Regions from separate parts of the Mus musculus genome. Here regions 2 and 3 are each linked to region 1. The links are chromatin loops, found by intact Hi-C in ENCODE. Cell type or tissue: gastrocnemius. All regions are shown on one strand. Region 1 holds the start of Clptm1l (CLPTM1-like). Region 2 has its middle 41 kb from the start of Lpcat1. Region 3 holds the start of Ndufs6 (NADH:ubiquinone oxidoreductase core subunit S6).

Region 1 (8,000 bases):
TCATGGGAAAGCCATCCCAGCTCCCTGTGTTCTGATCATGGCCCAGGATTTCACAAAAGGACAAGTGTCTTGAGTTAGCACTTCCCCGACCATCCTGCATTATCACTATGTCACTGTCAGAGTTCACACTGAACACAAACAAAAAGGTTCAGGTAATTTTTTTTCCTGAACATGTTTTCTGGAATGTTCTAAGGGACTCTAAGTAAAAGAATTGATAAGACATTTAAAAGCTAAATGTATCACCTGCTAACATGGATATAGCATACATGCATATATAAATATGTAGGTGTGTATGTATATGTGTATATATATACACACACACATATGCGTGTGTGAGGGGGGACTGGGAGGGAGAGGGCTGTGATTGCCGAGAACTTACCTCAGATCCTCTGCAAGAGCAGTACATGCTCTTACAGATCCATGATATATAGTATCTTCTCTTCTCTGTGAGAATTGTTCATCTGCGGGTTGAAATGTCTCAGGCAGTATATTACATGACTGAGACCACGTATCAGAAAAGGAGGAAACTTGAGGCATAGGAAATACACTAGATAAGGCTTTGTGTTCTGAACCAACAAAATGAGGAACTTGGAAAGGGAACGATACTAGATACCATGTCATTGTACCTCCATGAAGAACTCAATGAGAAATTTTGGGGTAATAAGAATGTGATTAGGAGGGCTGGAGAGATGGCTCAGTGGTTAAGAGCACCGGCTTCTCCTTCAGAGGTCATGAGTTCAATTCCCAGCATCCACATGGTGACTCACAGCCATCTGTAATGGGATCCAAAGCCCTCTTCTGATATGTCTGAGGACAGCTACAGTGTACTCATATGCATAAAATAAATAAATCTTTTTTAAAAAAATAATGTGATTAGGAACATAAAAACCACTGCTTTGCATGGAATCTATATGCCAGCCATTTTGTCTGGGCTGATCTATGGCTTCTGCAGAACCAAAAGTAAATCTGTCTCAATTTTACTACTTTGACTCTCCAGTACTCCTTTTAAAATATTTATTTTCTCTCTCCACCCCCCTCTGTGTGGTGTGGTGTGGTGTGGTGTCATGTGGTGTGGTGTGGTGTGGTGTGGTGTGGTGTGGTGTGGTATGGTGTGGTGTGTGTGGTGTGGTGTGGTGTGGTGTGGTGTGGTGTCATGTGGTGTGGTGTGGTGTGGTGTGGTGTGTGTGTGGTGTGTGTGTGTGTGTGGTGTGGTGTGGTGTGTGTGTGGTGTGGTGTGGTGTGGTGTGGTGTGTGTGTGGTGTGGTGTGGTGTGGTGTGGGTGTGGTGTGGTGTGGTGTGGTGTGTGTGGTGTGGTGTGGTGTGGTCAGTGTTCATGAAACTGAAGTCAGTGCTAGAAATGGGGATTATCCCTAATGTCTGAACAGACAGACTTCAATTACACCTAGTTGTCCAGGGTAACCGAGACTGGATGTGCTATGAGGGCAGGGGCCCAGCAAAGGCAGAACACTGGTTTCTGGGATTTAAACAAAAAGTTTCTACCCCGTGAAGAATGTTGAGAGACAAACTGTAAATTCAAGGGGCCCTGCTGGAACTGGTGCTTAACAAAGGATGGCAACTTCAGCTGGAGTTCCCTCCTGTTCAGGGCCCAAGTGGGGGTAGGGTGTGTGTGAAAACACTTGACCAGGCCCCAAGAGGGATCCACAATAGCAAATCTCTTAGGAAATCTGTGAAGTTGTATAGACTCTTTCTCTGTGAAACTCCAAATGGCAAATGGCCCACTCTTGAAGCTGAAGTTGCCAGCAAGGATGACAACACAAATGGAGAGTGACCAAGGTGCCACCAAGCCCCTTCCAGGTATAAAAATAGACCTGGAACCTGATGAAAAAATTAGGCTTTTGGGAAATAGTGGGAATTCCCAGAGCTCCTAGGTTCTGAAACTCAATTCTGAGGCCTCCCTTCATCCTAGCATTTGTAGTTGCCAAGAGCCTCACTCCACCAGTCTACTGAAGATCATAGGTTCGTCCACGGGCTGACGACAATAGGAAGAGTAACCTGTGAGCAAGGCAATTTTACAAAGAGCTTGACGGCTTCCTGTTCATTAGGGTTACATCACCGAGATCAACTGGAGGGAAGGCCAGAGACATAGGACTGTCAAATGTCACTGCAATGCTGACAAAATCATAGGAATAAATGACTCTGAAGAAGAGATCCATTTGATAAAGGTGTAGAAGTATAAGAAGTCTCAGATGGATTCAATGATCCTACTCCAGCCCCAAAGGAGTTTGTAACCAAGTACCACCCCTGTCTTTGTAACCACAAACCCTGTCCCCACCTGTTCAGACGAAGCCAGTGTCCCCGTGATTCCTCCCAAGCTCTGTGCTAGGAGGTTTAGTGTCAGTCTGACACAAGTTGAAAGTCTTTTGGGAAGAGGGAACCTCAACTGAGAAAATGTCCCCACCAGATTGGTCTGTGGTACATCTTCTTGATTGATGACTAATGTGGCAGTGCCACCCGTGGGCTGTTGATCCTGGGTGCTATAGAAAAACAAGCTGAGCAAGCCATGGGAGTAAACTAGTAAGCAGCATTCCTCCATGGCTTCTGCTTCAGAACCTTCCTTGATATCCTTTAGTGATGTGGATACATAAGCATAATAAACCCTTTCCTCTCCAAATTTCTTTCAGTTATGGTGTTCATCGAAGCAATAGAAACCCTAAGATACCCTCATGCTGAAATAGGTGCTCCATTTCTGAAACCTTCTATTTAAAAGCACCATTTTTAGAAAATGCCCAATCACACTTCTGATTACACGTGTGAGAAACATGAGAATGCCGTTTTGAGAACAATGAGCTCCAAAACTTAAGTTTCTGAGGCCACCATAGAGTAAGGAGCTGGTCACTAATGAAAAGCACCAACAGCCAACAAGCTTCTGAAAACAGGAAATATCATTTTTTGCTTGATCTCTGCAGGCCATCGTCCTGGGCTGTCACAGCACTGGCCACTTCACTCTAGAAACTGTGTATACCCTAAACCAAGAAATATTTAAGAAGATTAAAATGAAGGCCAGAAGAACCTGATACTCTGTTATTCTTGCAGAGAGGAGCCTAGCATAACTGTCCTCTTAAGAGGCTCTACCCAGCAGCTGACTGAAACAGATACAGAGACCCACAGCTAAACATTAGACAGAGCTTGGGGAGTCTTATAGAAAAGTTGGAGCAAGAATTGAGATCTGGGGGGGACAGGAGTCCACAAGACCAACAGAGTCAACTAACCTGGGCCCTTGGGGGTCTCCCAAAGACTAAACCACCAACCAAAGAGCATACATGGACTGGACCTACACCCCACCCCAACACATATATAGCAGATGTGCAGCTTGGTCTTCATTCAAGTTCCCCAACAAATGGACCCGGGTCTGTCCCAGTGTTGCCTACCTGTGGATCCCGTTCCCCTAACTAGGCTGCCTTGTCTGGCCTCAGTGGGAGAGAATGTGGCCAGTCCTGCAGTGACTTGATGTGCCAGGGGTGGGTTGGTACCCAGTGGAGCCTCCCCTTCTCAGAGAAGGGGAGAGGGAGTAGGGAAGAGAGTAGGGGCTGGCATCAGGACGTAAAGTGAACAATTAATGGACTCCGATGGTTTATCTGAGTGGCCTACCCCCTTCTGAGATGAGAAGGGGAGAGGGGACAGGGGAGAGGATAAGAGGAGAGTAGGGGCTGACATCGGGATGTAAAGTGAATAAATAAATTTAAGAACCCAGATGGTTTTATCTGAATGAGTAATGGGAAGTCCGGGAAAAAGATCTTCTTGAGATATAACCTACCTTTGCATGTTAGCCAGGATTAAGATTTATATTACCGCAAAGGAACTTATTCTTCTGACAAAAGGGGCAAGTGACCTGTAAAAACTCTTTTTGACCTTTTCTGGCCATCTTGAACTGCATGTTATCAACACAGTAACCTCACACCCGAGAAATCGGTATTTGAGTTTCCTGAGTCTCCTCCGTGTTTTCTTAACTTTTGGACGCTCCCCTAGACTTTGAAGAGCCAGGATCAGGGTCGTCCCCGCCATCATCCTGGGGCGCCGCCGTAAGGCTGCACAGGGCCTTAAGAAGAGCAACGCAAAGAAAAAATTTCCAAGAACCGGGTGCCGCCAAGGTTGGTGGCGGACCTGGGCTCCCACAGGCATGCCGGGAGTACGGCGCAAGAGGCTGACGTCACGCGCGCGCGCCGGTCGTGCGGTCGTCGTGAGGTTGCGAGTGCGTGGCGGAGCGTCTGGCTCCCAGAGGGCCGTGCGCGTCCACTTCCGCCAGCTGCTCGGTTCCCGGAAGCGGTGGCCGGCAAATCCGGCCAATCCCCCAGCGCCGGGTGTGGGTTATCGGGAGCATGCGGGGCGGCCGGCGGCCCGCGCGAGGCGCGTTGGTTTCCCCGCGGCGGTGGCGGTGGCGCGCAGCGGCTCTCCCGTGAGCGGCGGGCGGCGGCGGCGCTCGGCCCGCAGGTTGCGGCGCCATGTGGAGCGGCCGCAGCTCTTTTACCAGCTTGGTGGTGGGCGTGTTCCTGGTGTACGTGGTGCATACCTGCTGGGTCATGTACGGTATCGTCTATACCCGTCCGTGCTCGGGTGACTCCAACTGCATCCAGCCCTATCTGGCCCTGCGGCCCAAACTGCAGGTGAGCGTCCGGGAGCCCTAAGAAGGCGCCTCCCGGCCGGGTGCTACCACCCACCCCCTACTGGCACTGGTCAGAGGGTTTCGGGCTACCAGTTTTGCCCCTTATCACTGATGTCACTGTCCAATGTTCTGGTTAGGTGGCAGTGAGAGCTGGAGTTGAGACTTCTCTGTTCTCTGCTGCTCTCTTGTTACCCCTTGGTGCTCTGCCCTACCCCGATTATAACTGAGATCCAGTTGCCCTACACGTGTTTCCTAACGGGACCCCAGTGGAAGTTAACAGGAGATCTCCAGCCATATGGGAGTCAGGCTGCTAGCTCTGCCCTCTTATCACCTGTGTCACTTCCTGCTTCTAGTGGGAATTCCGGACAGGTCAGCTCTACAGTTAGGTTCCTTGTTCACAGCAGTGTCACACAGGCCATCTTGCCCAAGCTCACCCTCTGAGAGGTAGCCCTCAGATTGCTACCCTCTCACAATAGTTACATGTTTTCTATCAGGACCTTTTGGCTATTCATTCTTGCTCACTCTTTCCAGCTGAGTGTTTACACCACCACACGGTCCAGCCTTGGTGCAGAGAACAATGTGGACCTGATCTTGAACGTGGAAGACTTTGATGTGGATTCCAAATTTGAAAGGTGTGGATGTGGGACAGATTGCCAGAGATGGGTTCCAGGATGTCATGGATAGCATTGTATGTAGAGTGAGGACATCCTATAGAAGCACTCCTGTCTAGGGTCTGTGTAAACAGTCAAGCTGAAAGTAACAGGTGTTTGTCACTTAGCAAGTAGCTTTTACTGCAATCTAAGGGCAGCGTGGTTTACTACAGCCCATGTAGTCTCCCAAGGAATGATACATTGGCCTACCTAGTAAGAGTAGTTAGTTCACTTGTTACTTACAAGTAAGTGACCTTTGGCATTAGAATATAAATCTCAATGCTCAGCTATATACAGTAACTTTTGGGAATTAACATGGCTTAGCATTTGACATATGATTTTAACGTGCAAAAGTTCAAATAAAATTTGTAAAATTGCTCATCCAATCAAGATCCTGTACTGCCCAACAGGTATCAAGCTCACTAGCCAACCAGTCTTTAGCTCCCACCCAGTGCATCACTGTCCATGCCTATTAGCCTGTGGCCCTAGGGTAGTTATTAACTACCCATGCCCATCCTCTTGAAATGGAGGTTGGACGTCCTGGTGCCATTCACTAGTTTTATAGGGGCAAATCCCGCCTCCTATTCATCACCCTGTGCCAGGATAGATAGTGAAACATTCATTTTAGAGCCTGGAAGAAGTTGAAGAAGCATGAGTGGTCCTGGTCCTGAGCTCCACGTCTGTTTGTACCCGCCAGAAACACCACAGCAGAATAGTCCGTAGAGACAGCACCTGTGTATTCAGAGCCCTCTTAGTTCCCCAGTGGAAACAACTCTTTTTAGAAGCTTTAGAGGAGTCTACACCCTGTGTGCTTCTGTAGCAGTTCCCACCATGCCTTTTAAAGCAAATTGTAGTCTGAGGCTCTAACAGAGGTGGGGAGTGTTGTAACTTTCATAGTGCTTAGGACACAGTAGTGTTCTGACGTCAGTAAAGTCACAAGGCAGGTGGGTTTCATTTTTAGCAGTTCTGAACTAAAATTAGATTGTGTAAATCTAAAGTGATGATTAGCTGACATGTGTATAAACTATGTAAAACAGGATGGTGGTGCACACCTTTAATCCCAGCTCCTTGGGAAGCTGGGGCAGGAAGAACTTGAGTTTGAGGACTGTCTGGGCTATGTACTAAGCATGGAACCTAAACATATGCATGTTTAAAATGACTCTTCTGTTTTAGGACAGTTAATGTTTCTGTACCAAAGAAAACAAGAAACAATGGGACGCTGTATGCATATATTTTCCTACATCATGCTGGGATTCTACCCTGGCAAGATGGGAAACAGGTACATGTGGTCAGTACTCTGACTACCTACATGATCCCCAAACCAGAAGAAATTAACTTGCTCACTGGGGAGTCTGCTACACAGGTAAGAGTCGTAACAGGTCACTGTAGCGGGCTTCTGTCTCTTGTTCAGAGTTTATGTGCATGTCTTCTAATGTCAGCTTAAAGGAATTTGAATTAATTATCTTTCATTTGAATTGTATCCCATGGATTTGTAGATACAGTACATGAGGTTAGTGATGAGTGGAGATTCATAGCACTCTAGGCAGACTCCCTATCTCGCTCAAGGCCTTCTGCATCTTTGGGTGAGTGTATATGCCTTCTTGGAAGGGCAGTTATTCTTCAGCGTTCACCTGTACTTTCAGGTGAGAGTCGTCATGTATACACAGGCATATGCATGTACACACACACAGTGTAGGACTGCATGCCTGGGCATTTATGCTTGTAATTCAAAATTATAAGGAGGGTATAGGTACTATTTATATTTTGTTCACCTGTAGAAAACTATATGCAAAGGAAATTTTACTCACAAAAGTGGTTGTTCAGTCAAGCAAGATGGCTCATTTCTGATACCCTAGTGCTTGAGACAGAGACAGGAAGGTTGCCATAGGTTCCAGACCAGTCTTAGCTATAGACCAAGACTGTTGGAAGCAAGGGAATCATTCATGGACCCATGGCAGAAAACAGATCTTCACTGTCTGGGTCCATATTGAGTAGAAGCTAAGACAAGTCACAAGATAAGAATGATGGCAGCTTTGCAGGAAGCAGCCACAGTCTAGGGGTGGAAGCATATTTTAAAATCCTCTTCCTATTTGTGGTGTTCCACTGTCTTCTTGGGTGCATATGGAGAGGGCTTCGTGATGGTAGTGTTAGGAGAAGGCTGGTATCTTGTTTGTGATGGATATGGAGCTTCAGGAACCATTACATGTGGGCTGTGGCCGTTGTTGCTGTGTGAGAGCTGTTGTTCAGGAGGGAATAGGGTAGTGCTGCTTCCTAGCCGCATCGTCCGGGTTTGATTTGCCCAGAGTTTTCTCCCTGGGTCTCGTTTTATCTACAACAGATCCTGATCCTGTGCATCTCCTTCCAAGACTGCACCGTATTCACTTACACCTGCTTTAGTATTGACTCTTGGTAGTCTTTCCCCAGCCGACAGGAATGCAGGCCACCTGTTAGAGCCCCAGTCGCTGACCCTTCAGTACTGCCTCCTCATGGTCTCATAGAACCAGGTAGGAGGAAGGAGAATGTGCTCTGAGACTGATAGCCCAAGGTTGCTAGAACAGCCAAGTAGGATTTTGCCAGTATAGGGAGCCAGTGGCTTCTCAGATGGAGGCCAAGACCACTCTGTTGCTACAGGTTGGTCTCAGGTAGTATAGCCTCAATTTCTATCCTATAGCAACAGATAGAAGCCGAGAAGAAGCCATCAAACGCCCTGGATGAACCCGTCTCTCACT
Region 2 (8,000 bases), 180 kb before region 1:
TAGAAGCTAGGTAGAAAGTCAGTGGCAGGGGGAGTTGAGCAGAGCCCAGGTTGACCATGAGGCTCTGCTGCAACCTGGTATGACTAATTGAGTGGAATTTTTAAGACATGTGTCTGAATTTGATCTTTGATATTTTTAAGGCATATTGGATCAATATTTAGATCTACATTTATATTGATCCAGGGTCATGTTCAAATATCTCACTTGATATTGGGCATTTTCTAAGACTTGATACCCCCAAATTACACCTGTACATGTGAGATGTCCATGAGAGAGAATAGGCGAGACACTGTGCCTTTGCCTAATGCTCTCTGCCACCCCCCAAATCTTCTTAAGGAAAGTAAACAAAAGCAAATTCACTTGATTAATAGGTTAATTTAGAAAAAAAGAACAGCAGTGCACACTCCTCTCTCTCTCTCCCTCTTTCTCTCCCTCTCTCTCTTTCTCCCTCTCTCTCCTCTCTCTCTCCTCTCTCTCTCCCTCTTTCTCCCTCTCTTTCCCTCTCTCTCCCTCTCTCTCCCTCTCTCTTCCTCTCTCTCTCTCCTCTCTCTCTCTCCTCTCTCTCTCCTTCTCCCTCTCCCTCTCTCTCTCTCCCTCTCTCTCTCTCTCCCTCTCTTTCTTTCTGTGTGTCTCTGTGTGTGTGTGTTCTAGTCCCAGTATGACATGCCCACCTGTATTTACTGGTGGTAGGATTTTTATTTTATTCTATCCACTTTTACAGAGTCCATAGACTCCCGCAGAGTTAATTTATTAATTTTATGGCTAGGACAGGAAAATAAAGCAGCCTAATTTAATTTAAAGGTCTTAGAAGAAAGTCATCTGGCCCCCAAGAGATAGCGTTGGGCCAAATAGAATCTAGAGCCCTGGGGGGCGGGGAGGGGATCTCAAGGACCAGAAAGGGAACAGGCTCTGAGCAGGAACTCCCAGTCAGGAGTGGGCTCACCCAACCAATCCTCTCTTCATTCCTTTCACCTGAGCAGTCCTGTATACTCAGGCTCTTTACCAACCTGCTCCCACTGCCCTGGTGTGAGCTACCTGCCACACAGACAAACTTTACCACCTCCCTAGCCTCTGGCACCCTTCAGGTCTCTACTAAGGCAAAGTCCCATAGAACCACCCTTCTCCCTTCATTCCGGAATTTTCCCAGTGCTTTCCATGCGGTGACAGAGTTTATTTACTATGGAGCATCAGAGGCCAAATAGAGGTTCTTCAGGTACTGGTGGGAAATGCCACATAATTCATACCTTAAGATGATTTTTTAACCTCTAAATAAAATGAGAATAAAGCTGTGTGTGAGCTGACTTTCTGGCCTGGCAATAGGGACTTCACAGCCTTTTTTAACTTCCTCTGAAATACTGTATTCTGACAGTATCTGTAATTACAGAACTTGAATTTGCCAGTCTGCTAAACTACCTGATGTCCCAGAGACAGACATTTATTCTTGCTTTTATTTTAACTAATGTAGAAAGTGCTGCCCAAAGACTGTCCAGGGACACTGCTGATGCTGACAAACTTGCTCTTCCCTGTAGGCTGTTGTGCAGCAGACCCTTATAGAGAGCACAGTAGGGCTTGAAGTCTTTGTGGCCACACATGGCTTCCATTAAACTCTTCTTTGTAGTTTCTAGAACTTTAAAAAGTCCAACCACTGGGGCTATAGAAATGAACATTCTCTGCTCCTCCAGAGGACCCAAATTCAGTATCCTACATGGGATATCTCACAACTTCCTATAACATCAGCTGCAGGGGGCCTGGCACCCTCTTCTGTCTCCTGTGGTCACCCACATACATAGATCCATAAACTTAAAATAATAATAAAATATTTTTGAATGCTCAGGATCACAAGCTGCACCAGGCTTGGCTTCCATTAGCCCCTTCGGTTATTCCCAGGTATACTGTGGTAGTGGTGGTGGTGGTGGTGGTGGTGGTGGTGGTGGTGGTGGTGGTGGTTGTCAGCTTGACACAGTTAGGATCATCTGGGAGGAAGTACCTGTGCTGATCAGGAAAAGAGTGTTATGTTATTTTGGTTTTGGTTTGTTTTTTTTTTTTTTTTTTTTTTTTTTTTTTTTTTTTTTTTTTTTTTGGTTTTTCGAGACAGGGTTTCTCTGTATAGCTCTGGCTGTCCTGGAACTCACTCTGTAGACCAGGCTGGCCTCAAACTCAGAAATCCACCTGCCTCTGCCTCCCAAGTGCTGAGATTAAAGATGTGCGCCACCACGCCCGGCTGATTATGGTGTTTTATCACAGCAATATAAGCAAACTAAAGCAGATGCACACACGCGAATTTCTCTACAGAAAAATTATATAAATCTGTGCTGTCCATAGCAGTGACTGAAATTTTTTAAAAGATTTGTTTATTTTATATATGTGAGTGCACTGTCGCTGTCTTCAGACACACCGGAAGAGGACATCGGATTTCCATTACCGATGGTTGAGAGCCACCACGTGGTTGCTTGGAATTGAACTCAGGACCTTTGGAAGAGCAGTCTATGCTCTTAGCCACAGAGCCATCTCTCCAGCCTTGTGTCTGAAATATTTACTGATATCATGACTGTTTTTAAATGGGTTAAATCCACCTTGTGTCTAGTGTCTTCATAGTTCTGGAAGACCTTTGCATATAGAGGGGGTGCGTACCCCTCTGTCTTTATCCTGGATGCCACTAACGTGAGCTGCACTGTCCTGTGATGTATTAAACGTTTTGTCTTTGTAATCAAACTTCAGCTCCTTATTCTGATTTTTTTTTTCGTTATTTTGCTTCAGTCAGGGTGTCAGCCATGCCTCAGAACCCCCAGTTCTGTTCCTCTGGGTGTGGTCCAGGCACTCAGTTGAAGTGAAGAGCCTGAGTTGCTGCTGAGCTCCAAGGAGAACAAAACTCTTCTGGCATTCAGTACACTGGGGCCGTGGTAAAGACCACAGGAAAATCCCAGTGAAGATCTTCCTGGTCACTGTGGACTTTGGTACTAGCTCGGCAGTTGTTATTTCCTGGGGCACGCTGCGGCTTGAGTACTGAGTACTGGACCTCACAGTGTCTCGGGATAGCAAGGAAGGGTTTGAATATTCCTTGGGCCACTCAGGCTAGCATGCACAGAGGCTGGGAAATATAATCCATCTACCTCAAAGACTTTTTTTTTATATGAATCCTGGCGAAAAATACTTATCCAAACTTGAGGATGAATACACAGGCCAGAGGATAGGTTGTTAAAGTTTGCATGTGAGAGCCACGCTCTTTGCAACTAACCATGAAAACAAACTCCAGAGAGCCACGCTCCCAGGACCTCAAGGAGGGTGTGAGCTCCAACCTGGGAAGGTGGATCCCACCTTATAGCTTTATTGACGGACACATTCCCTTTCTCACCTTGAGAAAAGCCGATCTTCTTTCCTTATGGTTGGGTTTGTCCAACGGCTAGTTGCCAATTCAAAGGGTTCTTCTTGCAGGACATTTCTTATGATTTCTTTAGCTTCCGAGGATTTTTTCACATACTTCAAGATTCCTTCCTTCTCACACATGCTAGCCACCCTTACTGGAGGTCTTAATTGGCACGACTGTCCGGAAACAATATATCAGGGTGGCTACAGGCCAGAGGACAGGGTTTAGGGTTTGCACGTGAGGGCCATGCTCTTTGCAACTAACCATGAAAGCAAGCTCCAGAGAGCCACATTCTCAGAACCTCAAGGAAGGAGTGGGCGAGCTCAGGTTAGGAAGTGCCCTGGAAAGTGGCCCCTGCTTGCGTTGCATCTTGACCTCATGGCCACACGGTGGCAGTGTGAGCAAGGTTTTCCCCGACGACGCATGAATGTTAATTTGAGAGCTTTATTCATTCTCTAAAGATTTCATGCTGCCTTCACATTAGCACACACTAAGCCCAACAAAGAAGAATTGGGAGATAAAAGAGAGAGGGTCAGTAAACCACTCGTTTAACCCCCAAACTTGATTCGTAACACCACATAAACACAGGGGCACGATGTTCCATATGTATTTGGAACAGTACCAAAAGGCACTGTAATACCTCTGTGAGGCCAAAAAGAAAACCGCTGAACAGCAACATCATCAGGAAACACAAACACAGTACCTCATGGTGCTCTTGAAAGGGAGAATATGGATTAACTGATTTTTACAAGATATATGCATATGTATGTGGATATATGTATGTGTGTTTATATATTTGTGTGTATATATATATATTCAATTTTAACAAAATCAATATTCCCTGACCATCAAAGGGGCAAGTAGGACTCCAGAAGGAAGCTGATCTTTGTCTCGTAGTCTGTGAGGGATGAGCATGTTTGGAGGTTTGGAGATTTGGAGATCTCCCCAGAGGCTCTTCTTAGAGACTTTAAAGGAAGGCATTTAATCGCAACTCTGGATCCTCTGCCTGGGATAGCCAGATAGCTTGCCCCTTATTCCTGAGGTATTTCTATGTTCTGAACATGAGCAAGCAAATTTCCCCAGCAGGCCCACTGCACCCACTGCGTCAGAATCCCCACTCCAGGTCTAATTTAAGGCTGCTGTGACTCACAGCCGCATGGTGTCTGAGAAGGAAGCACCTCTAGGCTGGGGGGTATCCGAGGGAGGGATACCTCCATTCACCATGCACTGAAGGTGGTGCTATCTTGGGTGCAGGGACTGTGGGAAAGAACCTCATCCCCTACCTGTCACCTGCTGCATCAGGGAGAGTTGTCAGTTCTCTACTCTTGCCACTGAGCAAATCTATATGCCCACCTGACCTTTCTACTAGGCCACTGTCCTTGTTTCTTCAAAAATCCTATTAGGTTCCAGGTCTTGCGTACCATTGAGGAGAACCTGGCCTGCCAGGTTGTTCCTTTAAGCATAGTGGGACCGTCCTTGGAATGTATGGGACCCAGGCCTATGGAAAAGACATGGAGGGCCACTCCTATGGAGTTGAGAAGAATTTACTGGGCAATTCGGAGGACAATGTCCTCTAGCATTAGGAGCAGCAGCCTCAATGTCTGGCAGAGCCCTGATTTCAGCAAAGAAAACAATATAGAACTCCATCTACCTGACAGTGCGGCTTTCCCAGCCCTCCATCACCCACGTAAACCTCACTGCTCACCTAGAGCCCCTGCTTCATTATGACCTGGGTTATAGGTGAGTGACAGCTCATGTGCCCGTGAGGGTGACCTTACCAAGGGAAAGAGTCTCAGAAAAGTAACCGTTAAAAATGAAATTCTCAGAAAACCCTGATCCAGCGTCCTTTTGGCAAGGTAGGGGGTGGTTGGAGGTAAACCTATAGAAAGAAGAAAAGGAGAACAAACACCGAACCTGGTCACATTGAATCATTGTCATAGGAGGGCAGGAAGATCCTCCCTCCCCCTCAAAAGGTGTAACATCCGTCCTGGCCTCAGATTCAGAGTTCTAGAGAAAGTAGTCTCATTGGGTCAGCTGCCAAGTTTATGGACCCAGGAAGCCCTGCCTGAAATTGGTCAAAGCAAGAGACTATCGTGGGTAGATAGGTGCATAGCACCTAAGCAATGCAAGGCTGACTGACACACCTGATGCTCATCCTATAAGATCTCTTTATACAATACTAACCCTTGAGAGTCCCAAAAGCACCTGCGTTAGAAGAATAGTGACTACAGACGTCAACACATTTAAACTAAAACAGGCTGTGTGAAAAGGAAAGGACACTCATAGAACCATAGCACTTTTGGATAAAAATCCCAGTGTCTGAGGTAGGCTATCTTCGGATGACATGTTGGCTAGTGAGACCCTCTAGGCTCCACAAACCATAAAACTATGGCCACTGCTGTTGGTCACATTCAAGAATTAGACTACAAGCCCTCATTGCTGAAGATTTAACTACAATCTTTGGCTGAAAGACTTGTTAAAATCAGTCTAGGACTTCCTCCCTACTAACTTGCCTTTATAGTCGTAAGAGGTAGCATACAGGCTGCTGGCAGGAAATCATCACTAGCAGTAGATACATATTAATAGAGTGTGATAAGGGGCTGGAGAGGTGGCTCAGTGTTTAAGAGCACTGCTGCTCTTGAAGAGGATCTGGGTTCAGTTCTAAGAACCTACATGGAGGCTCACAACCATCTGTAACTCCAATTCCAGGGAATCCCTCTTCATCTATGTATGCCATGCGCAACAAGCATGCACATGGTATACACACACACACACACACACACACACACGCAGGCAAAACACTCATATACATATGAGAGAGAGAAAGAGAGAGAGAGAGAGAATTTTTAAAAACTCAACTCTAGGTTTGGATGTCAGCTCTCTACTCAACAGAGAGAACACCTGTCTGCATCCACAATCAGAAAGTACTTGCAGAGTACAGTCTTTCCCAAGCGTACCAGCCATATTTCGGGATAATTCTCACCTCTATGTGGGGTGGTTCCCTGGCTCTTTCAGACAATACCGTGGTGTATTATGTGTGTCACTAGATGTTCTTGGCCTGTCAAGAATTGTCCCTTGAACCCATACTTACTGCAGCCCAGCACTATGGGTGCTGTCTACTAAAGTCATGGGGATTACCCTAGATGCCCCCTGACCTTCACTGCCTGCACGGCCTGTGCAATATGCAGCAGAAACAGGGGCCTAGGGAATTCCTCAGGTGGGATGAAACATCCAAGGTGCTCCAGGGCCTTGGAGCCATCTAGTTCAGACCACTGGCACAGCTGGTGTACAATGGTCTTAGCACAGAAGGGCTGACCTGGGGCATGTACAACTTCTACTAGGTGGTTTGCGGCAAGTGCTAGAGGAGATTCAATGAGGTTTATGTTCAAGAGGGAGGTGGGAAAGTGACACAGAGAAGAAAGAAGTGGGAGAGACGCAAGAAGCATTGATTGCCTCAGGACAATCAAGGATCTGAATTCACGAAGGGTATTTCCCACCATCAATGCCAGTGTTGGGCACAACATGCTTGTAGAAGCCTCCTGGTTAGCATCTCCTTGGCTCCTGTTAGGTTTCCTCAAATGATTCTTCTAAGGTTAAGAGTCACCCCAGGGAGAAAACAGAACTGGTTTGGGGTGGTGGTGGTGGTGGTGGTGGTGGTGGTTTTAAAGAGTTTTAGAAAGTTAAAAAGAAAAATAAACCCGACTTCTTGTGAATAATTGTAAAGCAGTGTGCCAACAAGGATCAAAATTAAAAATCAGAGTTAAGACAGGCAAAAGTCTCAGAAATGGTGCTTATGCTGTTGGAGCTGTCTATTTTTAAATCTCCCACAAATCCATAAAACATGAAAACCCGAGACAGGGTGTGAATAAATAATTCAAAGAACAGAGATACAAGTGAGTAGTAACAATGCCTATTAACCACAAAGAAAATCCCAGGATCCCACTTTGGCTGGGTGGGCAGGTAGAATGGGCAGCTCAAGAATGCATCGTGGCTACCGCAGGCAAGCTGTGCTCTGAGGAGAATGTTTGAGTCCACACAATGAACTCATGACAGCTGACCTCACCCCATCATGAGAGGTGCCAGGATGGACAAGGTGAGGAAGCCACAGAACCTCTACTGGGGCCTTAGCAGGAGTCAGGCATCCCCATCCCCTCACTAAGTCATTGACCAGACGGGCTCCATGTGCCCTGGGAGAAGTGAGTCACAGAGAACTTCTGAAAATAGCAGTTCTTGGGAAGAACTCTCAGGCTAGCTCCCCAATCACCCCACAGCCTTCCCTCCCCTCTGAGACATCAGTTCTTTTAGCACCTTGACCTTGGACTTCAGCCTGCAGAACTACGAAAAGTGCATACTTATCCATAAGCTAGCCAGTACAATGGTGCTGAGCAGACAAGGCAGGTTTCCACACAGATTCCCTCATGTGGAAGGGACACGGTTCATCCCACAGGCTGCCTTCCCAAGCTCCTCCTCTGTACAGCTCATATTCATATTCATTCAGGACATTCCTTATGACTTCTTTTCTGGTTACTAATTCTTTTTCCAGTCACATCTAAACTACTGTTAAGCTCATGCACCGAGTTTTAAGTGTTTGCTTATTGAGGTTTTTGACTAGGACAATCTCTGTGCTGTATTTACC
Region 3 (8,000 bases), 270 kb before region 1:
GATAGGCTATTTCTCCACTGGTGAAATGAACCAATTCAAGCCAGATTAAATTATATTAAAGGTAGGTTTATTGGGAAGCCGCTCTCAGGTGAGTTCACTGGCCCCAAGGATTGAGGCCAGAGAAGTCACCATTGGGACAGGAGGAGGGGTCGGGGGAGAGAAAGGGAGTGTGTTCAAGGAGAGGAGAAAGAGACAGGGTGGGAGAAACCAAAATGCCTGGATTATATAGGGAGGATCCTGGGCTGCAACGCCAGGTAGGGACTGAGGAATGCTGGGAGAACCTGCATGCCGGGTCTCCTTTGATATGTAAAATATGCACCTCAGTCCTCTGTCCCGGGTCCAAAACACAACAATCATTTGTTAAAACATTGAACTTAATATAAAGATATGGCCTAAAGAATGAGGAGATCCAAGTCCCAACCGAAAGCCACCAGCTAGAAACCGGAGCAGCGGGTTGCACAAGGTGAGCCCAGTAGTGCCGCGCGCTAGCCTGGCAGAAGCACACCTTGCTGCGCTCCCTGCTACCGTCAGTCTTGGGTTCCAGGCATGGCGGGCGCGGCCGTTACCTGGCCGGTATGCGTGATCTTTTCCCCGCTCGGCGACACTTGAACCCCGAAACCCCGTGCAGCCCTGGGGAGAGTCAACAGCCGGCGGAAGGTCAGCACCGCCGCCATCTTGCCGGTGACCCTTGACCCCACGCGTCGTACCAAGTGCCGGCGCAGGCGCACAGCAGTCGGCGGGGAGTACTTGTGGAACTTTTTTCGTCCTATGCCTGAGCGGCTGGCGGGGCTGGTGGTGGAACTGGATAGGATGCGGAGCTGCGGCTTAACTGTGCGCAGTGTTCAAAGGTTACTAGTGTGACAAAGGCAGGGGGTGGGGGGACGGAAACTGAAGATGCGCTGTGTGTGCTTTTATGCCAATGGAGAAAATGCAGATTTTCCGTGGGTTGGTTTGTTTTTTGTTTTCTGTTTTGTTTTGAGTAAAGAAGTAAGTTGTTCAGCAGAAGAAACAGTTTGTGCAGTCAACTCTCCTGGTCCTGTATGTTGGTGTAGGAAAGTTAGATTTCTGAGCATTTTTGCAACGCTGCAGTAGTTCAGTTTCCAGTTAGACTGCAAGGAAGTTTACCCAGCATTGGAAAGCTGTCCGGAAAAGCTCTGCTATGTAGAAAAAAACCTGATGCAAATCGTAGTCTGTAACTCTGAAGGCTGTTTTGGCCTCTCCTGCCTCATTTGAATCTGAGTCCGAACCTCCCTTGGAACGACATATACTGTCAAACCCCAAAGTAGCCTGAACAACTTTGCTCAGAGGTAGACAGGTGGGACCCCAGACTCAGAGCAGGGCCGGGTCACTAATTCCGAGAAAGTGCCAGAAGCTAGCATGTGTTGTTTGGGATCTCTTGGCCAGGATTGGAGGTTAATGACCTGGTATCTACCTTTCTGTGCTCTGCTATAGCATAAGGACTAGGTGAGTCTGAAGACGAAAGGGGTAACCAGAGAGGGCCCTAAGACACAAGGACAAAGACCTCGCCAAGTTGAAAAATGCCCCAATAAATGTGGGCCTAAGATGCCCTGGCTAGCCTTAAGCTCTGTAAGCCAGGCTAACCTAGCACTCACTGTCTTCCTGCCTCAGCCTTTGGAGTGCTGGGATTTCAGGCTTATGTCTCCACACCCTGTCCTGCAGATTTGTCTCATTCTCCCTCTTTTTAAAGGATTTATTTTATATGTATGAGTGTATACATTTATATATGGCCATGTGTGTGGTTACCTGGTACCAAGAGAAGGGCACAGGATCTCCAGACAGGTCAAGTTACAGTCCATTTGAGTAGTTGTGTGGGTGCTGGGAACAGAATGATGGTCTTCTGCAAGAGTAGCAGGTGCTCTTAGCCATCAAGCTATCTCTCCAGCCCTAAGTCTCTATTTAAACCCTAACACCCCCTGTCTGTGTATGAGTTCACACACATGTGAGTTCATACACAGGTGCCACAGAGCACATGTGGAAGTTGGAGGAAGCCAGTCTCTTTTTCCATGTGAGTTCTGGGGACTGAACTGAGGTCTACAGACTTGCATGGAAAGCACTTGTGACTCCCAGGCCATCTCTCTGACCCACATTATTTTTTTTAATTGCTAGAACTCTGGAGTCCTTTTTTCCTTTTCTTTCTTTCTTTCTTTTTTTTTTTTTTTTTTAGGCATTTTTATTAGATATTTTCTTCATTTACATTTCAAATGCTATCCCCCAAAGTCCCCTATACCCTCCTCCCTCCCCCCTCCCCAACCCACCCACTCCCACTTCCTGGCCCTGGCATTGCCCTGAACTAGGGCATATAATCCCCAAAGAAAGACCAAGGGCCTCTCCTCCCATTGATGGCCGACTAGGTCATCCTCTGCTACATATGCAACCAGAGACACAGCTGGGGGGGGGGGGCGGTGTTTACTGGTTAGTTCATATTGTTGTTCCTCCTATAGGGTTGTCAACCCCTTTAGCTCCTTGGGTACTTTCTCTAGCTCCTTCATTAGGGGCCCTGTGTTCTGGCAAATACAGAAGTGAATGCTCACAGTCATCTATTGGCTGGAACTCAAGGTATTCCTATGGGTGCTTAGTGTGAAGGGTGAGACTGGGAGTTAGAGAGAACTACATTAGCCTTAATGACAACCTACTTTGCTATACATAAAAATAAGATGGGTAGATTTACGAACCACCTGAAATCCAATGTATATGAATTAACTGTAGAAGCCCTATATATAGGAATTACCTGTACGCACACATATATACATATATACATGTATATATATGGAAATTAACTGTAGAAATCAGTAATGGTGTATGTTGGTCTTTCCACGTTCCTTGTTGCTTTTCCTAGTTCGCGGGTAGGGACTTAACTAGAGCAGTGTCTGCACTTGCTCCTCTGGCCTTTCCCATGTCTGCCAGAACGTCTCTTAATGTAAACATATGACCTGTACATTTTGTCTGAATGTTGGGTTTTGTTTTGTTTCCAATATATTCACTGTTTGCAGTTTCTTTTACAGTCAAAGCCTGCTTTTTCTGTCTTTTTTTTTTTTCTTCTCCCATGGGCACCGGTCTTGGTCCCAGCATCTGCAGAGGCAGAGCTTAGAGTGCAGGATTCTGGATAAAGAATACTGAGACAAGGAAGGCTTTATCTGCTCCTTAGTCGTCCTCTGCACAGCACACGTCATCCCACGTGACCTTACGCCATCTTTCTTCCTGGCGGTGGCGTCCCACTCCACTGCGCAGACGCGGAAGCTTCGCTAACCGGCGCCCGAAGTTGATTAAGGACTTCTCCGCCGGTGGCACCCCTTCCCAGGTGTGGGTCCCAGGTTTCATGGGGGCAGGCAGAGGTGGTGCCAGAGCTGCTGGCCGGGAGTGCGGGCGGGGTCCCTGGCCGGCGTGAGTGAGCCTCCGGAATCTGCGGCTTCTCCGGAGTGCGCAGGCCTGGGCACATGGAGACGCGGAGCCCAGAGTGCAACCCTGGCATGTGTGCTCTGACCTCTGATGCCAAGTAACCTTGATAGGGGAGGGCCTAGGGACTGGCAGACGTGCAGCACAGGATGACCACGCTTCTCTTCCCCCAGGTCTGGGCTCGGCATGGCCGCACTGCTTGTACGGAGCGTGGTGGCTTCGGTGGTGGACCCGTTCCTGCACCTGAGTCGCCTCGCGGTGAAGCCCCGAGTCTTCTCCTCGTTCCTGCTGGGGACATTGCCACGCGCCAAACCCTGCGCAGAGGTGCGCTCAGTTCTCTGTGGCCGTCCCTTGCCGACCCTGCTGCCCTCGCTGGGCTTCAAAACCAAAGGTGTCATCAAGAAGCGCTGTAAAGACTGCTACAAGGTGAAGAGGCGTGGGCGCTGGTTTATCCTCTGTAAGACCAACCCCAAGCATAAACAGCGACAAATGTAGCCCTTGTCTTCAAGCAGTGTCCATGGAAAATTCATTTCACCTTATCAGAGAAAAATAAACATTAAGCATTCTGTAAGATCCATGGGCCTTAGGGCTTTGTTGAACCCCCCTTTCCCCACATCATAGCCCAATTCCTTCACATCTAATCAGACCAGAGCTGCCGATGGAGAAGGATTGTTACAGTAGCTGTGTATGAAGCAGGAATACAGAGCCAGCTTTATCTCTTGAGACAAAGTCTGGCTCGGTAACCCTGGTTGACCTGAAACTTGGAGAGAAACTCCTGCCTCTGCCATTTGTTACCATATGCAGCAGATTGTAAGTGCTTTAAGAGGCTGCCTGAGCCAAAAAGCTCTTGTGGGGTGTGCAACAATCCCAATTTAAGAACAAACGATGTTCTTGTGTAGCAACTATCCCAGTCTTTACTCAAGGAAAACCTTGTTTACATAGAAATGTCTTTTGGATACCAATTAAAAATATTTGTCATGACTGTTCTTACACTCTGGAGTAGTAGTGTTCTTTATTACCACCAAACTAATGCTTTCAGAAGGAGGTTAGTACATTTTCAGTTCAAAGAAGGTAACAGAGCATGCTGGCTTCTGCAGGGAGTGCTAGGACACCAGCAATTTTTCAAATCTTGCGGTTGTCACTATTAAAAATCGGGCCTGAGGGCTGGAGAGATGGCTTAGCAGTTAAGAGCACACTGACTGCTCTTCTAAAGGCCCTGAGTTCAAATCCCAGCAAACACGTGATGGCTCACAACCCTCCGTAATGAGATCTGATGCCCTCTTCTGGGGTTTCTGAAGACAGCTACAGTGAACTTACATATAATAAATCTTTAAAAAAGCGGGCCTGGGGTTCATGTTTCTCCTGGTCTTTGACACTATGCCTTTTTGTGGTTCTAAGTCCCATTAATCTGTTGAACTTCAGGTTCACCTGGTGTAGTCTACCAACTGATTCCAGACTAGCGTGTTTTGTGGCCCTGTGATTGATGTCGAGTGCTGTGAACCTGCTGTCCTCTGTAAGGAATTATACCTGGTAGCTGCTGGTACCCTCTATCATTTTCTTGGAGTACTGTGAATTCAGAGATAGTTTCAATAGGTAGCTACAGGAGATAACCATTGCCTTTTCCTGGGATCTTAAAATAGCCGTTAAGAAGTGCTCACAGCACTAGGTCTGATAGTTGCTAAGCAAGAAAGTTTAAGCAGAGATCCTCCAGACAAGACTTTGAAAAGAGAGGTCCTGGCAATAATGTTATTTTTAAGGGAGGCAGAGAAACCATGTGCTTTGATCTGTTGCCTTTTGAAGGGTTTGTATAAGCTTATCTGTGAACCTGAAGCCCGGGAGAGAGTCTGAGGACACAGGGAGAGCAAATGGCGCCTTAATAGGACCTAGCACAAACGATAGCAAGTTCTCTGGTTCATCATTCACACCACATCACATGCGGATAGTGTTCAGTCCTGAACTCTGCAGTAAGTTTCTGATGGGCCCAGCCAGCAGGAGGTGAGGCGCAGGAACCCACTTAGCCAGCAGAAGACCCTGGGCCAGGGTGACCGGACCAGCCTGGCTGTAAGCACCCTTCCATGGTGGTCACTTTAGTTCTGCCTCTTGGACTTGGGAGGCGATAATGTGTAACAGGACAGCTAAGAGGTGAAGCCCAACCCCACCATTTTCAGCTGTGTGGCATTCTGCTCTGGGTGCCTCCGGTCCCTGGCTGTAAGATGGGAAGTTATAAGTTTCAAAACTATAATGTTAGCGTCAGAAGAATGTGGCACGCAGTCCTTGGTGTGTGCCTGTCACTGTATTAGTGATACAGGACAATTGGTTTCAGGCCCCAGGACAAGGGACTGAGGTGTATACTTTACATATCAAAGCAGACCTGCCCTGCTGGTTCTCCCAGCATCCCTCAGTCCCTACCTGTCATACCCTGCCCCACAAACCTGAACTCTCCAGCCCAGGGGCTGGGCTGCTCTTCCCCCAGGGGCTCCTACCTATATAATCCAAACATTTTGGTCTTCTCCTCTTCTTACTACTCCTCTTTTTTTCTCTCTTTCTGTCTCTGTCTGTCTCTCTGTGTGTCTCTGTCTCCCCCCACCACGCGCACACCTTTCTTTCTCCCCTTCCCCCACTTTCCCCATGGTGACCTTCCTGGCCTTAGTCCTTGTGGCTAGTGAACTCACCCACCTGAGAGTAGCTACCCAGTAAACCTGCCTTGCATATAATCTAATCTGGCTTGAACTGGCTCCTTTCACTGAAGGTGGAGAAATAAACAATCACAGGACATTTGTCATCCTTTTATTTCCAGAATTCTCCAGTAGAAGTCATTTCCAGTAGAAATAAGTAAACCTTTGAATAGCCTAACTCATTAACCCTAGTGTCTAGCTACAGGCAGGGCCAGGGTCAGGGTATGATTTCTGTCTGTATGAAACACTTGTAGCTATTTGAAAGAAGTGGAAGAAGCTAGGCTCACCTCTTGGGCAACTCTCATGGTACACAGTTTGGAGTCATTGGGAAGAGCTCAGTGAGGCAGTTTGTCTGATCTTCAGGGCACTAGCTGTAGTCTTGTCTTCTGGAGACGACACCACATACCAATGTCAGTGACGCCTCTGAGGCTCTTCATGGCACAGAAGATTCAAGTTGCCCCACCAGCTTCCAGGATGAGTAGGGAGTAGGGGCAGACATAACCTCTTAGGACGTGGCTTCTGGAGTTTCAGTGTCAGGTCTGCTTCCTCAGTTCACACAGGCTGGAGAGACCCCAGATTCCAGTCCTCTGATTGGTCACACTGACAAGATGGAGTCGGTGAGTCCTGCCCTAGCCACTAGGATCAAAGTTACTCCGACCTCATACCTACAGTTGCAGGTGGCCATGCCAGGCCTTTGGATCCTGAATGCGGCAGAAACACGCTTCAGGGGTCTGATGGGAGCACACTTTACTTCCTTTCATTGGTTGGTCAATTTTTACTTTTGCCACGATAAAAAATTTAAGTCTTAAAATACTGTACTTTACCTAGATTTAAAATTTTAAAGCCTTAATTTACTGACCTGGTTTTCCCAGAAAAGCATTTAATTTTTTTAGTAAGATGTGTAGAAAGATTAGTTACATTAGTTCCTTTCCCTGGGACAGCTACATATTGTTCTGACTGGACCTTGTGGGCTCTAAAGGCCAAATGAAAACCTGAAAACCAAGAGACTGTCAATAAACCTCTGCCTGCACTGGGTGCTGAACACTGGCCAGCCCACCCTTTGGCACCTTCAGACAAACAGGCGTCTCACTAGCTGTCTTAGTCACGGTTTCTATTCCTGCACAAAACATCATGACCAAGAAGCAAGTTGGGGAGGAAAGGGTTTATTCAACTTACACTTCCATGTTGCTGTTCATCACCAAAGGAAGTCAGGACTGGAACTCAAGCAGGGCAGGAGGCAGGAGCTGATGCAGAGGCCATGGAGGGGTGTTTCTTACTGACTTGCTTCCCCTGGCTTGCTCAGCTTGTTTTCTTATAGAACCCAAGACCATCAGGCCAGGGATGGCACCATCCACAGTGGGCCCTCCCACCCTTGATCTCTAATTGAGAAAGGCCTTACAGCTGGATCTCATGGAGGCATTTCCTCAAGGGAGGCTCCTTTCTCTGTGATAACTCCAGCTTGTGTCAAGTGGACAAACAAAGCCAGCCAATACAGTAGCTGATGCTACTTGTGCCCTCCTCTCAGACCTGATGCTTCATCAGCACAGCTCCCAACTGGCCCTTCAACATGTTGCCTCCCTGACATCTCAGCAGGACATTAGCGTCCCTGAGAGTCCACTACAGCCTGCAGGCCATATGTGACCCGAGAAAGCTATGAGTGAGACCTAATACAAACCTGTAAACGTATTTCTAACATCATGAGATAACTTTTTTGTGACTCAATCTCACTGTTTCTTGTCAATGCAACAGATGTATGGGTTCTTGCAGCCCATAGCTGAGGGTTGTATACTTATTAGGCAGAGACGGGGAGGAACTGGGGAAGCTCTTCATACAGTGGCAGAGATCAGACAAAGACAAAGACAAGGCTTGATGAGGCTATCTATGGCTGTGCGAGACTCTTAGACTCTGAAT

Evidence for each region. A loop is a pair of places that touch in the nucleus more often than their neighbours do. Peaks named below come from ENCODE experiments on the same cell type or tissue, not always from the same donor. Only the 100,000 strongest peaks of a DNase experiment are listed, where the experiment ranks them.
Region 2: a loop joins it to region 1, with 2.7 times the contacts of the local background. A loop is called at or near these places in 14 of 42 quality-filtered maps.
Region 3: a loop joins it to region 1, with 2.2 times the contacts of the local background. A loop is called at or near these places in 13 of 42 quality-filtered maps.

What each region holds. Positions count from the first base shown.
Region 1 is chr13:73,599,778-73,607,777 of GRCm38, forward strand. Clptm1l (CLPTM1-like) reads left to right here and starts at 4,225. Exons shown (of 17, transcript NM_146047.2): 1 at 4,225-4,622; 2 at 5,153-5,253; 3 at 6,445-6,634; 4 at 7,943-8,000. The coding sequence starts at 4,461. In gastrocnemius, no CTCF peak of the experiment used is centred here; DNase peaks (open chromatin) are centred at 3,427 and 4,197; H3K4me3 peaks cover 2,192 bases; H3K27ac peaks cover 1,881 bases.
Region 2 is chr13:73,422,279-73,430,278 of GRCm38, forward strand. No RefSeq gene overlaps it. Among named protein-coding and RNA genes, the nearest start is that of Lpcat1, 41 kb to the right of the region's middle. In gastrocnemius, a CTCF peak has its summit at 3,742 (motif pointing right); a DNase peak (open chromatin) is centred at 3,741; H3K4me3 peaks cover 261 bases; H3K27ac peaks cover 468 bases.
Region 3 is chr13:73,327,773-73,335,772 of GRCm38, forward strand. Ndufs6 (NADH:ubiquinone oxidoreductase core subunit S6) reads right to left here and starts at 710. Exons shown (of 4, transcript NM_010888.2): 1 at 567-710. The coding sequence starts at 674. It overlaps Mrpl36 (mitochondrial ribosomal protein L36), which reads left to right and starts at 3,237. Exons shown (of 2, transcript NM_053163.1): 1 at 3,237-3,319; 2 at 3,588-4,406. The coding sequence starts at 3,601. The coding sequence ends at 3,909. In gastrocnemius, no CTCF peak of the experiment used is centred here; DNase peaks (open chromatin) are centred at 713 and 3,246; H3K4me3 peaks cover 3,364 bases; H3K27ac peaks cover 4,202 bases.